Linked DNA regions of Homo sapiens: region 2 is linked to region 1. Evidence: chromatin contacts called from ENCODE POLR2A ChIA-PET data. All regions are on one chromosome and are shown on one strand. The core of a region is the stretch at or near the end of the contact, and the rest is flanking DNA. Distances in the headings are between cores, read along the strand shown.

Region 1 (6,972 bases), core at 3,964-6,463:
AGGTTTAGAATCTTGTAGCTTCCAGCTGCATGACTCCTAAACCATAATTTATAATCTTGTGGCTAATTTGTTAGTCCTGCAAAAGCAGTCTGGTCCCCAGGCAGGAAAGGGGTTTGTTTCTGAAAGGGCTGTTATTGTTTTTGTTTAAAAGCAAAAGTATAAACTAAGCTCCTCCCAAAGTTAGTTAATCCCAAACTCAGGAATGAAAAGGACAGCTTGGAGTTTAGACGTTAGATGGAGTCGGTTAGGTAAGATCTCTTTCACTGTAATAATTTTCTCAGTTATGATTTTTGCAAAGGCAGTTTCACTGTCCACTTCACCTCACATCAGGCCTCTGACTAGAGGATTCCAACAATACTTAGGCCAGGACACCACCATGTCTCCTTATCCACCCTGAGGGAGTCCAATTTCTGAAACAAAGGAAACTATATATGATAGTATGAAACTATATATGAGAAGGAAATTATATATGATAATCAATTTTAGGGTTATCTTATTGATTAGAAGATATTAAAGTGTGACACTGCCTGGCAATGATATCTGCTGGTAGTAAGAATTTGGCGAATTTAGTGAAATTCCTGAGGCTGAACCTCCACTTCTGTAAAATGGAGACAGTGAGATAATTTGCCTTACAATGCTGAAGTAAGAATTTTACACAATAATTCAGACCAACCACTTCATGTGGTACTTGGCCCGTGGAAGACTATCAATGACAGTTAGTTTATAGTTTATACTATTAATGAATCCTTTGTTTCATTGTTATTTCCTTCTACACGTTGGCCTCTCTAAAAGAAGGTAATATTCAATACAAATAAAGTTAAAACAGCTTGCAGAGTTGTCCCAGGGAACTCACTTAACCACTGAAGTGTTCAAATTGCTTAAGGTTGACTTTATATTCTCCTGACTAACCTTTCTCCTTCTGGTATTTCTTCTGAGAACAGCACCACCATCCAAAGCATCATGCAAACAGTGGTCATCCCAGACCAGTAATTCTCAACTCACAGGGTGCTCCTGCAGAGATGTATTTGAATAGAGTGGTAGGATGCTGAAGAAGGCCACGTAAAATTTGGCCAGTGATCTGGGGCAGATTTATCCTGAAGCTAATGAAACACAAGTGTAAGGGCCTGTACTTCCAAGGTGCAGAGAGGGGCCCTACAAATGTGTTAGTTTGTCTCTCTCTCTCTCTCTGATTTTAAAATTTGCAGTATTAAGGTACTTTAATCACGGATGGTTCAGGCTGCTATTTTCACTCAATCCTCCTTTTTATTAAAATCACCATTGTCTGATTATGTTAGAATCCTGATGAAAATATTTGGAATTTGAGTAAGAGAAAGTTTAGTTGAAGATGTATCTAGTATGGGGATAATAAGTTACGTGATTTGCATATGTGATCATGTGTACTTCATTCGTTGCCAGCCAATCTGACGTAAGAATGGCTTCAAGGAGGCCGGGCGCGGTGGCTCACGCCTGTAATCCTAGCACTTTGGGAGGCCGAGACGGGCGGATCACGAGGTCAGGAGATCGAGACCATCTTGGCTAACACGGTGAAACCCCGTTTCTACTAAAAATACAAAAAATTAGCCGGGCGTGTTGGCGGGCGCCTGTAGTCCCAGCTACTTGGGAGGCTGAGGCAGGAGAATGGCATGAACCTGGGAGGCGGAGCTTGCAGTGAGCCGAGATTGCGCCACTGCACTCCAACCTGGGAGACACAGCGAGACTCCGTCTCAAAAAAAAAAAAAAAAGAATGGCTTCAAGGAATGTTCCTACTGCTCACTGGAATAACTCACCTAAATTCCTGGCAAGATGCAGGTCTAGATAAAATGTTATGACATCTAAGTATTCAAAACACATTCCCAGCACTGAGAGTGAGTGTCTAGTGGAGAGTAGAAACGTATAGAGCCAGAAGCTAGTCTGGAAAGAATTCTTACAAAGTTTACAACTTACATGTGAAAGGAGCTTAACAGAGGATTTTCCAAATTTGAAAACAATCCTAAAAACTTACTTGACATTACCAATAATGTGTTTTGAAACTGAAATACTTCTAAGTTATGAAGAAAACATATTATCATCAGCCACCCTGGAGGAAAGATTGAATTCTATTTCCATTACCTATAGACAACATTACAAAATAATTTCGATCTGAAGATGGAATCAGAGTATTCAGTCAAAACTACAGGAAAATATACTTGGTAGTGTCATATTCAGAAGTTAATAAAATATGCTATTTTCTGAATTTTGTGATGGCTGTTGTTTTGTCAGCTTTTATAAAATTGGAATTTGATTTTATTTTCCCATTATAAATTTATATTTACAGTCTGCAGTACTTTTGCATTTTTAATTTTACATTATAGTTTTTAATAGTTAACAAGTTGTAAAAGGTTTGATCCCCAGAAAACCTTGATCTACCCCATCAGTTAAGTATACTAATATATTTAGAAAATGGATGAAATCAGCATTTGAATATTTTTAAATATTTATTAAAAGAGGACATGGGTAAAAGAGCTTTGCAGTTGCCACCCTTCATTCTCAAATTCCCTGGATAAGGATGACCGCATAATCTTTGGATGGTCATACGCAAGTCTTGTGTACTTGTTACATAAATCTATTTAGTGGACTTTTGGCAGTGTGTACTGAGGCCAGTTTCTTCCACCTGAGCTCTGACTCCACCTCCAGCAGCCCAAAACCAATACTGAATTTTGGGGTCAGCTATTGTTTTTGTGGACTTAGGTAACTACACACACATTGTCTTTATGATAGCTTTAATAATACTGCCATCAGAACTAAAATTGTCACGTGGATTAAAAGGAGTGACGGTGGTGTCCCCAGGAGCCTTTCAATATGTAAGTATTTACACATATACATGCTAAAAAGACCCCTAGGAATTTTTTAACAAGGGCAAAACAGTAACTCAGCTTGTTTTCTCGCAGTAAAACCGGTTGAAAAGGCCTGATAGACTTGTCTGCAGTTACAAAACTTGTGTGTAGTTATCACCTTTATATCTCCTGGAAACTAACATAGACAACCGAATGGGTTACAACTGTTTTTAAGTGAAATTGTGAGTGGCTCTGAAAAGAGCCTTTTCAATGAGGAAGAAACGGGCAGACTTATGCCCTTTCCCCACGGATGCGACGTGCCAGCTGGATATCTTTGGGCATGATGGTGACGCGTTTAGCGTGAATAGCGCACAGATTGGTGTCTTCGAAGAGTCCCACCAGGTAGGCCTCACAAGCCTCCTGCAGCGCCATCACCGCAGAGCTCTGGAAACGCAGGTCGGTTTTGAAGTCCTGGGCGATTTCTCGCACCAGGCGCTGGAACGGCAGCTTCCGGATCAGCAGCTCGGTGGACTTCTGGTAGCGACGGATTTCGCGCAAGGCCACGGTGCCCGGGCGGTAGCGATGAGGTTTCTTCACGCCACCGGTGGCCGGAGCGCTCTTACGGGCTGCTTTAGTAGCAAGCTGCTTGCGCGGAGCTTTGCCGCCGGTAGACTTGCGAGCTGTTTGCTTCGTACGAGCCATTTGCAATGAGAGCACACACAAAAGTGTAGTGAACTGAGAGCAAGTGGCCTTTAAATATAGTGAGAAACATTCTGATTGGTCCTGTAATATTTCAAAAGTCCCGCGCGATAAAATCATTGGCTGAAGAGTGACCAGACTGATTGGTTCATTACTAGACAATCTTATTGGATGAGTTGCCCCACCGCCCATCCTGTCCTTTTCGTTTCAGTTATCTGCAGCGACAAATTGTCTAAAATTCTAGTTCATCCAGTCCCAAAGAACAGAGTGTATAACAAGGTATCTAAGGATTTTTAAAATGTAAATTCCGATTCAGTAAGTTTGAGTGGGACTTGAAATTCTGCATTCCTGACAGTCTCGCAAGTTATCAATGCTGGTGAACACTCACTAAACCACCAGAAACGTTCAGACTCATGTCGGGAAATAACGCTTATATTCAGAGAATGAGATTCCATGCTATTTTGTTACTGGCGAACAGCAAGTTTCCTTGCCCTTTGTTTTCTAAGTCCAAGTCACATTCCCACCCTGCCTGTTCTCAAAATGTCTTATTTTGGTTGGCCTTAAGTTTCACTTTGTATACTCTAAAATGTACTTTCTAAAGGAAGGTGTTATTTTCTCGAAACTTAACTTTTTAACACCATTAGGCTAGGGGGGCGGTGGCTCACGCCTGTAATCCCAGCATTTTGGGAGGGCGAGATGGGACGATCACTAGAGGCCAGGAGTTCAAGACAACCCTGGCTAAAATGGTGAAACCCCGTCTCGCATAAAAATACAAAAACTAGCTGGGCGCGGTAGCAGACGCCTGTAATCCCAAGTACACAGGAGGCTGAGGCATGAGAACCGCGTGAAGCGGCGGGGTGGAGGTTGCAGTAAGCCGATATCGCGCCGCTGCACTCCAGCCTGGGTGACAGAACTAGACTGTCTCAAAACAAACCAATCCAAACGAAAAGCAAAAAATACCCTAACAGAAGCAAGTTATCATCCTTTCTTGTGTAACTATGGACGGCTCTGAAAAATGCCGTTTCAAGTGTAAGCTACGTTTTCTGATTTGAGTGTTTACTTGACCTTGGCCTTATCGTGGCTCTGTTATTTTGGCAACAGGACGGCCTGAATATTGGACAGGACGCCTCCCTGAGCAATAGTGACGTTGCCCAGCTGCTTGTTGACCTCCTCGTCGTTTCGGATGGCCAGCTGCAGGTGGCGGGGGATGATGCTGCGGGTCTTGTCACGTATGGCGCTGCCCACCAGTTCTAAGATCTCGGCGGCCAGGTATTGTAAGTACACTGGCGCACCGGCTCCGACCGGCTCAAAATAATTGCCCTTTCGAAAAAGATGACGGACTCTGCCCTATTGGGAACTGCAAGCCCGGTAGCGACGAACAAGTTTTTGCTTTAGCTCCATTTTCCACGTCCGCAAATAGCGACCTATGAAAGCAGCGGAAAACTGTGAAAGACAAGCAAGCTGGAATGGCGCCTGAACAAATCCTTTTATACAAACTGCAAGGCTGCAATAGGAAGCTATCCTATTGGTCAATTATGTTTGGTGCTTTATCCAATAGAAAAAGATAACATAAATTCCATATTTGCATAAACCCCACCCCTCAGTGAAACCGTGTTTCTTTTGTCCAATCAGAAGTGAGGAATCTTAAACCGTCATTTGAATCTCAGGACTATAAATACATGGGCTCTGAACTGTTCTCTGTACTACTCTGTAGTGGAGAGTGTTAGTAGCTTTTCTATTCTGTTTAGGAATAGCAATGCCTGAACCCTCTAAGTCTGCTCCAGCCCCTAAAAAGGGTTCTAAGAAGGCTATCACTAAGGCGCAGAAGAAGGATGGTAAGAAGCGTAAGCGCAGCCGCAAGGAGAGCTATTCTATCTATGTGTACAAGGTTCTGAAGCAGGTCCACCCCGACACCGGCATCTCATCCAAGGCCATGGGGATCATGAATTCCTTCGTCAACGACATCTTCGAGCGCATCGCGGGCGAGGCTTCTCGCCTGGCTCACTACAATAAGCGCTCGACCATCACCTCCAGGGAGATTCAGACGGCTGTGCGCCTGCTGCTGCCTGGGGAGCTGGCTAAGCATGCTGTGTCCGAGGGCACTAAGGCAGTTACCAAGTACACTAGCTCTAAATAAGTGCTTATGTAAGCACTTCCAAACCCAAAGGCTCTTTTCAGAGCCACCTACTTTGTCACAAGGAGAGCTATAACCACAATTTCTTAAGGTGGTGCTGCTGCTATTCTGTTTCAGTTCTAGAGGATCAACTGGAATGTTAGCGAAGACAAGTTTTAGAGCCAAGGTTAACTTGGACGGGGCCGTGCGCGGTGCCTCTTGCCTTTAATCCCGGCAATTTGGGAGGCCGAGGCGGGCGGATCACGAGGTCAGGAGATGGAGACCATCCTGCTTAACACGATGAAACCCCGTCTCTACTAAAAATACAAAATAATTAGCTGGGCGTGATGGTGGGCGCCTGTAGTCCCAGCTACTCGGGAGGCTGAGGCAGGAGAATGGCGTGAACGCGGGAGGCGGAGCTTGCAGTGAGCCGAGATCGCGCCATGGCACTCCAGCCTGGGTGACAGAGCGAGACTCCGTCTCAAAAAAAAAAAAAAAAAAAAATTAAAAAAATATGAAGTTTTGAAGCAGAAATTATTTTGTCGTATGTTCTTTCATAAATTTTTTGCCTGCCTGCCTTCTTCCTTTGTTACAGAACTCCAACACTTACCCAAAGGTAGCTGTTGGGTCAGGGTTTCTGTACTATAGTCCCTTCTGTGGTGGCCAGAAATATGTTACAGGAAAGAGGTCCCCATCCAGACCCCAAGAGAGGGTTCTTGGATCCCGCGCAAGAAAGAGTTCAGGGTGAGTCCGCAGTGCAAAGTAAATGCAAGTTTACTAAGAAAGTAAAGTGGTGAAACGACAACTACTCCATAGACGGAGCAGGACATTCCCGAAAGTAAGAGGAGGAAGGCATCCACCCTAGGTACAATACTTGTATATATGGGGAGATGTGCTCTGCTACAAGTTTGTGATAAAGGATTAATTTTCTTAGTTACTATATTTTGCAAGAATCAACATTATTATCTTTAAACAAAATTAAGAATGCCTTTGTTCTCCAGATATAGGGATATCTGGACACTCCTAAGTCTGAGTCTGTTTAGTAAACATTATTTATTTGTTCCCTTAACCGTAAACATCTAGAAGCTAGGAATGACTGACTTTCTGGGAATGCAGCCCAGAAAGTCTCAGCCTCATTTTCCTAGCCCTCACTCAAAATGGAGTTACTCTGGTTCAAGTAACTCTGACACTTTTCTTCTCTTTTTTTCTTCTTTTTTCCTTCCTTTATTTTTTATTTTTTATTTTTGAAATAAGAAATCAAGAATACTTGATGTTTCATCTAAAACAATACCCATAATTGATAAGCCAAAACAAAAACCTAGGTCTTCTAACTCAAAACTAGGATGT
Region 2 (6,088 bases), core at 1,370-3,869, 660 kb after region 1:
TGTAAATATATATGTGTACCTATATATGTCTAGAAAAAATTATTTTTAAAAAATTACCAGGTAATGTCAATAATAGCCATATTCCAGAGGCTTAAGAGAAACTTGGCAACAAATTTACTAACATATATTAGCAAAATCAATCATTATAGCACCAAATAATGAGATCTCAAAATAGCACATGTGAAAGGGCAGTGAGCTGCCTAATCACAACTAATTTCAGGAAGAAGTTCATGGTGCATCTAGGAAAGCATTATTATTTTTGCAATACTTCACTTTTGCAATGTTTTAAAATCTGTTTGTTTTTTTAAACTAGGCAATTGCCACCAGAAAAATCTTAAACAGATGATTAGTTCATAATGTATAACAATAGAGTAAAATGCTTCCTAGCACATAGTTCAACACCAGTGGCTAGTCTCACACAGAAAATTTTCCTAGGCAGGAAACTCAGTGTCTCCTGATTCTTCATTCCTAAACTGTATTCTGCTGATATTGCATGCCCTCTTGTAATTATCATGAGTCCTACACATACAGAACAAGACAGACAAAATCTTCATTGCTGCGGCCCACACCAACATTAGCTTGCCTTACCCTGCTTAATTGGCTCTGATCACTGGGCAGAAACAACTCATTGCTTTTTCCTTTTCACATGCTGACTCAAGTATTCCTGGCATCATTAGTCATGTTTCATAGTGTCTAGAATAAAAACAAACTGACATCCAATTCCAGCAATTATTCCATTTTACACTTTGGAGAAAAGAAGTGATCGACACCTTCCAATCTGCCTAAAATCTCAAGCAGCTAACACTTTTGCAAAACAATTTGACTATGCCACATGCCTGTATCCCCAGCTTCTTGGGAGGCTGAGGCAGGAGGATAGCTTGAGTCCAGGAGTTCAAGGGCAGCCTGGGCAACACAGCAAGACCCCCCCAAATCTCAAAAAAGAAAACAATACAATATGACTAAAAGAAGATTTAAAGTTATGCAAAACATATAATAGACAGTGTCATAATTTTTAAACCAATGAGAAGCTGAAAGATTCTTTTGAAGTTTGCTTATAGACTCCAATTAAGAAATAGAAGTCCTCCTCATGTCTTCTCAATTAAAACCATTCCATTTTCTACTGGCAGAGCATCTGTGGATGAGACAAGCACAGTGCCAGGCACTTGGAAATGTTTGGTGAGTACTGAACGTAAAACATGGAAATGTGGGTTTCTCTAGTAGTGGAGGCAGGAAATCCCCATCAGTAAGGAGTAAAAGCTAATTCCCCTTAGGGCAGTCATTCCTACTTTCTTGGTAGTGCCTGTTAAGTAGAGGCCAGGTGTGGTGGCTCATGTCTGTAATCTCAGCACTTTTGGAGGCCGACACAGGAAGATCGCTTGAGGCCATGAATTCAAGACCAGCCTGGGCAACAAAAAGAAGCCTCCCTTTTTTGTTACAAAAAAATTGTAAAAATGTGCTGGGTGTGGTGGTCTGTGCCTATAGTCCCAGCTGCTACACTTTGAGAGGCTGGGGTGAAAGGATTGTTTGAGCCCAGGAGTTGCAGGCTGCAGTGAGCTATGATCATGCCATTGCACTCCAGCCTAGATGACAGAGCAACACCCTGTCTCTTAAAATAAAATAAAATAAAAAAAGGCCAGGTGCGGTGGCTTATGCCTGTAATCCCAGCACTTTGGGAGGCCAAGGCAGGTGGATCACAAGGTCAGGAGTTTGAGACCAGCCTGGCCAACATGGTGAAACCCCGTCTCTACTAAAAATACAGAAAAATTAGCCAGGCATGGTGGCGCCTGCCTGTAATCCCAGCTACTCAGGAGGCTGAGGCAGAATTGCTTGAACCCGGGAGGCGGAGGTTGCAGTGAGCTGAGATCGCTCCACTGCACTCCAGCCTGGGCGACAGAGCGAGACTTCATCTCAAACAAAACAAAACAAAAAAAGTAGAGAAATCCACATCTAAAAGACAAAACATAATAAAACTGTTGTGTGTGCTAAATACCTTCATTTCTATCACCTAATAGTAGCTATTTTAACTAAGGCAGACATCACCAAAAAAAATTAGCCTTTCAATACTCTCCAGCCTTTACTCTACTGTTGTAGAGAGAATAATGATGCCAAATCCAACATAACTTGACATCAAGAAACGCTTCTACATCAAATGAGTTTCAAAACATCCAGAACACCTGCAGACACATTGCAGGTGTAATGCTACAATAGTAACATGGTTCAACAAGGTCTGGAGGCCTCAAACAGTGAGGATTTTTACTTCTACTTGCCTATCTGCTCAAGATCTTTTTCTCTTTTTTTCTTATGAACTGTTTCTCTCATCGTTCTGTTCCTTCCTTTTCTTTCTTCCAACAGATACCCAAAATGACAGAGTCCATTTGCCAACTCACAGCTAGAGGCAAAGAAATCATTACCCACTCGGAAAAGGGGCCCATAGTTGCATCTGGTGATTATTCTCTATTTCATACGATGCTTTCCCTGAGGCCTCAGTCTTCTACTGAAAATATTTTAATTGTAATTATAAAGTCATGACCATCCACATGTATAGCTGGTTTGCTTCAATTAGAAGTCACTGCAACCAAAAAACAAAGCACTTTCAGTTCCTCACACTCATTGTGTTTAATGTTTCCATTGGTTGAATCTCATGAATGGCTCACTGAATTGAAGAAATGCCCCCAAGTAGGAATTCTAAATTCTGCATCTTCAAAAGATGGTCTTCAAAATCACAGAAAGAAAAGCTGCTGAATTGCAGAATATATACTGCTATTGAAAAGGTTATAAATCTTTTAACTTAAAGAAGGGTAGAATTCTTCACTTAGAAAATTCAGAACAACTTATGTTAATGTTTCATTTGTCTTGAACTAGAAACTGTGAGCATAGTGTTCAACAGATTCAGCTATTCACTTATTCATTGACTTTTATATCTCTGCATATGCTCTTCAGCCTATTATCTGGGGAACTATCAAAGAAAAGTTGTGGCCCAAATGCTGGATTTGCCTGTTCCTCAGTTCATAACAAGTATTTCTCAAATGTAGACCTATAACTATAAACACTTTTAACTTTCCTTGAACCAGAGCATTTAAAAATGCATATAGTCTGTACATTAAATGTGTTCTTAGTGAAGTAAAAGGTGACATCATAGAGTGTTATCTAGTCTGTTGTGATTTTTTTTTTTTTTTTTTTGGAGACAGAGTCTCACTCTGTCACCCAGGCTGGAGTGCAATGGTGCGATCTCGGCCTCGCAGGTTCAAACGATTCTCCCGCCTCAGGCTCCTAAGTAGCTGAGATTACAGGCACCGGCCATCATGCCTGGCTAATTTTTGTATTTTTGTGGAGATGGGGTTTCACCATGTTGTTGGCCAGGCTGGTCTTGAACTCCTGACCTCAGGTGATACGCCCACCTCAGCCTCCCAAAGTGCTAGGATTACAGGCATGAGCCACCACAGCCGGCCTCATGATGTCTTGTATTATCTAGTACTATCATGATTTTCACCTATTGCTTGTTACTTTCATGCAAATTCTAATTGACTTTCAAAGTAAAATCAATAAAAATGACCAGTGTTTATATGACATTTACTATGTGCTGGACCTTAGTCTTTGCTTATATTAACTCATTTAACCCTCCTGACAACCCTATGAAGTGGGTACAGTTATTTCTTCAACGTCCTGGGCGGTGTTCGTTTTCATTTTAAAGTTCCTACTCCTAAACCATACTAACAAAGTTCAAGTAGCAAGATATCAGATTACAAACAACAAGCCAGGCATGGTGGCTCAGGCCTGTAATCCCAGCACTTTGGGAGGCTGAGGTAGGTGGATCACTTGAGGTCAGCAGTTTCACCAACATGGTGAAACCCCATCTCTACTAAAAACACAAAAAGTTAGCCAGGTGTGGTGGCAGACACCTGTAATCCCAGCTACCTGGAAGGCTGAGGCAGGAGGATCACTTGAATCTGTGAGGTGGAGGTTGCAGTGAGCCAAGATTGAGCCTCTGCACTCCAGCCTGGGCGACAGAGCAAGATTCCGTCCTCACCACCCACCCCACACACACACAAAGATTATAAACAACAAAATTAATTCCATGTCCTTATATCATACCAAGGTAACTGCTTTGACACTGCAAATAACCAGTGTGATTGGTAAAATAATTAAATGTATTATTAAATGTATTAATTCTTGGGCTATTTGCCCACAGCAAATTTCCAAGGTTAATCCTACCCTTCATTGTGCATGAGGCAAATACACTCGGATGTATCCAGACAGCAAGTTAGCTATGGTTGAGAGAAAGCAAGAACTGCAGGCAAGAACAAGCCCAAAAACAATCTGTAACCTGATTTTGAAAACTAAATATTAATTTCATCACCTTCTTTACCAAATCTTCTAACAAGTAGCAAGTCAGACTGAAGTTTCTCTCTCTTCCTTCCTCTCCATTCTTTGAGGTGCTAATGAGCAGAAAATGAGAGTCTAAGGCTCAGAATAATCTACAGACTGGAATAATGAGTCTTGGAAAAATTCAAGAGCTGAAAGTGAAGCCTTACTAATTTGCACCATGAAAGAGGCCATTTTTTATGTTAGTGCTGACTGATCCAAATCCAAAATAAAAATACCACCAAATCAATATATAACTCTAGAAAACATGTATTCAAAAGTTTGTCATGATCAAAGCGAACACTGTGATTTATTTGGTATCTATTTATCCCAAAAAAGCTACTACTATTTATCTCTTCTGTTTATCTATGTGAAAATAAATTCCAAATGACTATAACAGGGCATGGTCCATAGTAAGTGCTCAATAAATGTTTACTAAATGAAATGCATGAACGAATCATTAGGCCCCTCAGCATTCTCACTTATCTACTCTGTCTCCAGTCCTCACTCCCTGAAAACCACATTGCACAGAGCCACCAGAGGGATTCTTCTAGAACACAAATATAATCATGCCACTCAACTGTTCGAATCCCGTTCATAGACTTCCCCACACCTCACCAGCAAACTGAAGTTCAAACTCTGTCACAGAGCACCTTTGTTACATCTCCAGCCCATTCTCTCACCACTCTTGGCCTTGGATATATGGCAATAATAGTGAAATTCCCCTTGCCTACATGGTGTTCCCTCCTCCCTTCTGTGAACTGGATGCCTTAGATAACGGTTCTCCTGATAAGTTGTACATAACTTTATAGCTGCACTTAGCTCACCACATTACTATCTGTTTTAATGTCCAACTTTCCTCTCTCACCGAATGTGAACTCTGTAAAGAAAGATTATCTTATTAATCATTGTCCCTCCAGCATCTAAAAGAGTACTCAGCACATAATAGGTACTCGATAAATGTTTGCTGGATGCTTGGATAGATGAATGGATGGGCGAAATTAAATAGTGTTACATCTATCCAAAAGGAAATTCACAGGCAACCATGCTTTTGAGGATGATGATGTTAGGCTTGCCGAGAGGAAAAAATAAACAAATTTAAGCGGCTTGAACAAAACACTCTATTATTAGCAATGATTATAGAATTTATAGTCATCAAGTAAGACAGTACCTGCTGGAACTGTCTCTTAATTTCTCAAGGCAGTGAGGCTTGGATATCCCTGAGAACGAGGCAATGAGGTAGAAGCTATATATTTCTGGGTCCTCTGCCCCATAGGTCGCATTCTGAAAGCAAATCTAAAAATAGCAATGTTTGTTAAAAAAACACAAACTGGTGTCCATACAGTGCCATGTGGGCATACACAGCTTCCACTGAGTGGACCAGGGGAGGGGACTGGCTCAGAGCAACCTCAACCATCACCCAACGGACACACGAGTCCAAGGCCACTCTTGTGGTAGAAGAAAAAGCAAATGACACCTGAGTACCTATTGTACACGTGGCTGATACTACAGAAACTACTATATAATTAGAATTTTTGGTTTGTGTCTTAATTGAGGCAGCCACCTTTGACACAGGTGCTGGCTATTGGTGGCCACAGAGGGATCTGAGCATCAACGCTGGCAAAACCAACAAAACGTGCTGTTGCTGCGTGTGAGCTGTGTTGGCAATGGTGCCAGTAATGTCCCACCGTGCTATTCTCCTGTGCCTCAGGCTCTGTCCTCAAAT

Evidence for each region. ChIA-PET counts read pairs that join two places held with the same protein, here RNA polymerase II (POLR2A).
Region 2: POLR2A ChIA-PET joins it to region 1 with 10 read pairs in OCI-LY7. The contact joins the enhancer-like site here to the promoter of H2BC3 in region 1. POLR2A ChIA-PET finds 5 or more read pairs at or near these places in 3 of 52 experiments (HEK293, OCI-LY7 and activated CD4-positive, alpha-beta T cell).

What each region holds. Positions count from the first base shown.
Region 1 is chr6:26,041,954-26,048,925 of GRCh38, reverse strand. H2BC3 (H2B clustered histone 3) reads left to right here and starts at 5,213. Exons shown (of 1, transcript NM_021062.3): 1 at 5,213-5,699. The coding sequence starts at 5,269. The coding sequence ends at 5,649. H3C3 (H3 clustered histone 3) reads right to left here and starts at 3,542. Exons shown (of 1, transcript NM_003531.3): 1 at 3,057-3,542. The coding sequence starts at 3,515. The coding sequence ends at 3,105. It also overlaps the pseudogene H2AC5P. RefSeq lists enhancers at 3,180-3,499, 4,730-4,969.
Region 2 is chr6:25,384,207-25,390,294 of GRCh38, reverse strand. The region is part of intron 2 of CARMIL1 (capping protein regulator and myosin 1 linker 1); the gene reads right to left. The region is part of intron 1 of LOC124901281 (a long non-coding RNA gene); the gene reads left to right. Among named protein-coding and RNA genes, the nearest start is that of CARMIL1, 110 kb to the right of the region's middle. Within about 2 kb of position 2,619, at least 2 of the 41 ENCODE cell types and tissues checked have a DNase peak (open chromatin) inside an H3K27ac peak, as active enhancers do; they include OCI-LY7, where a contact is called at or near this core.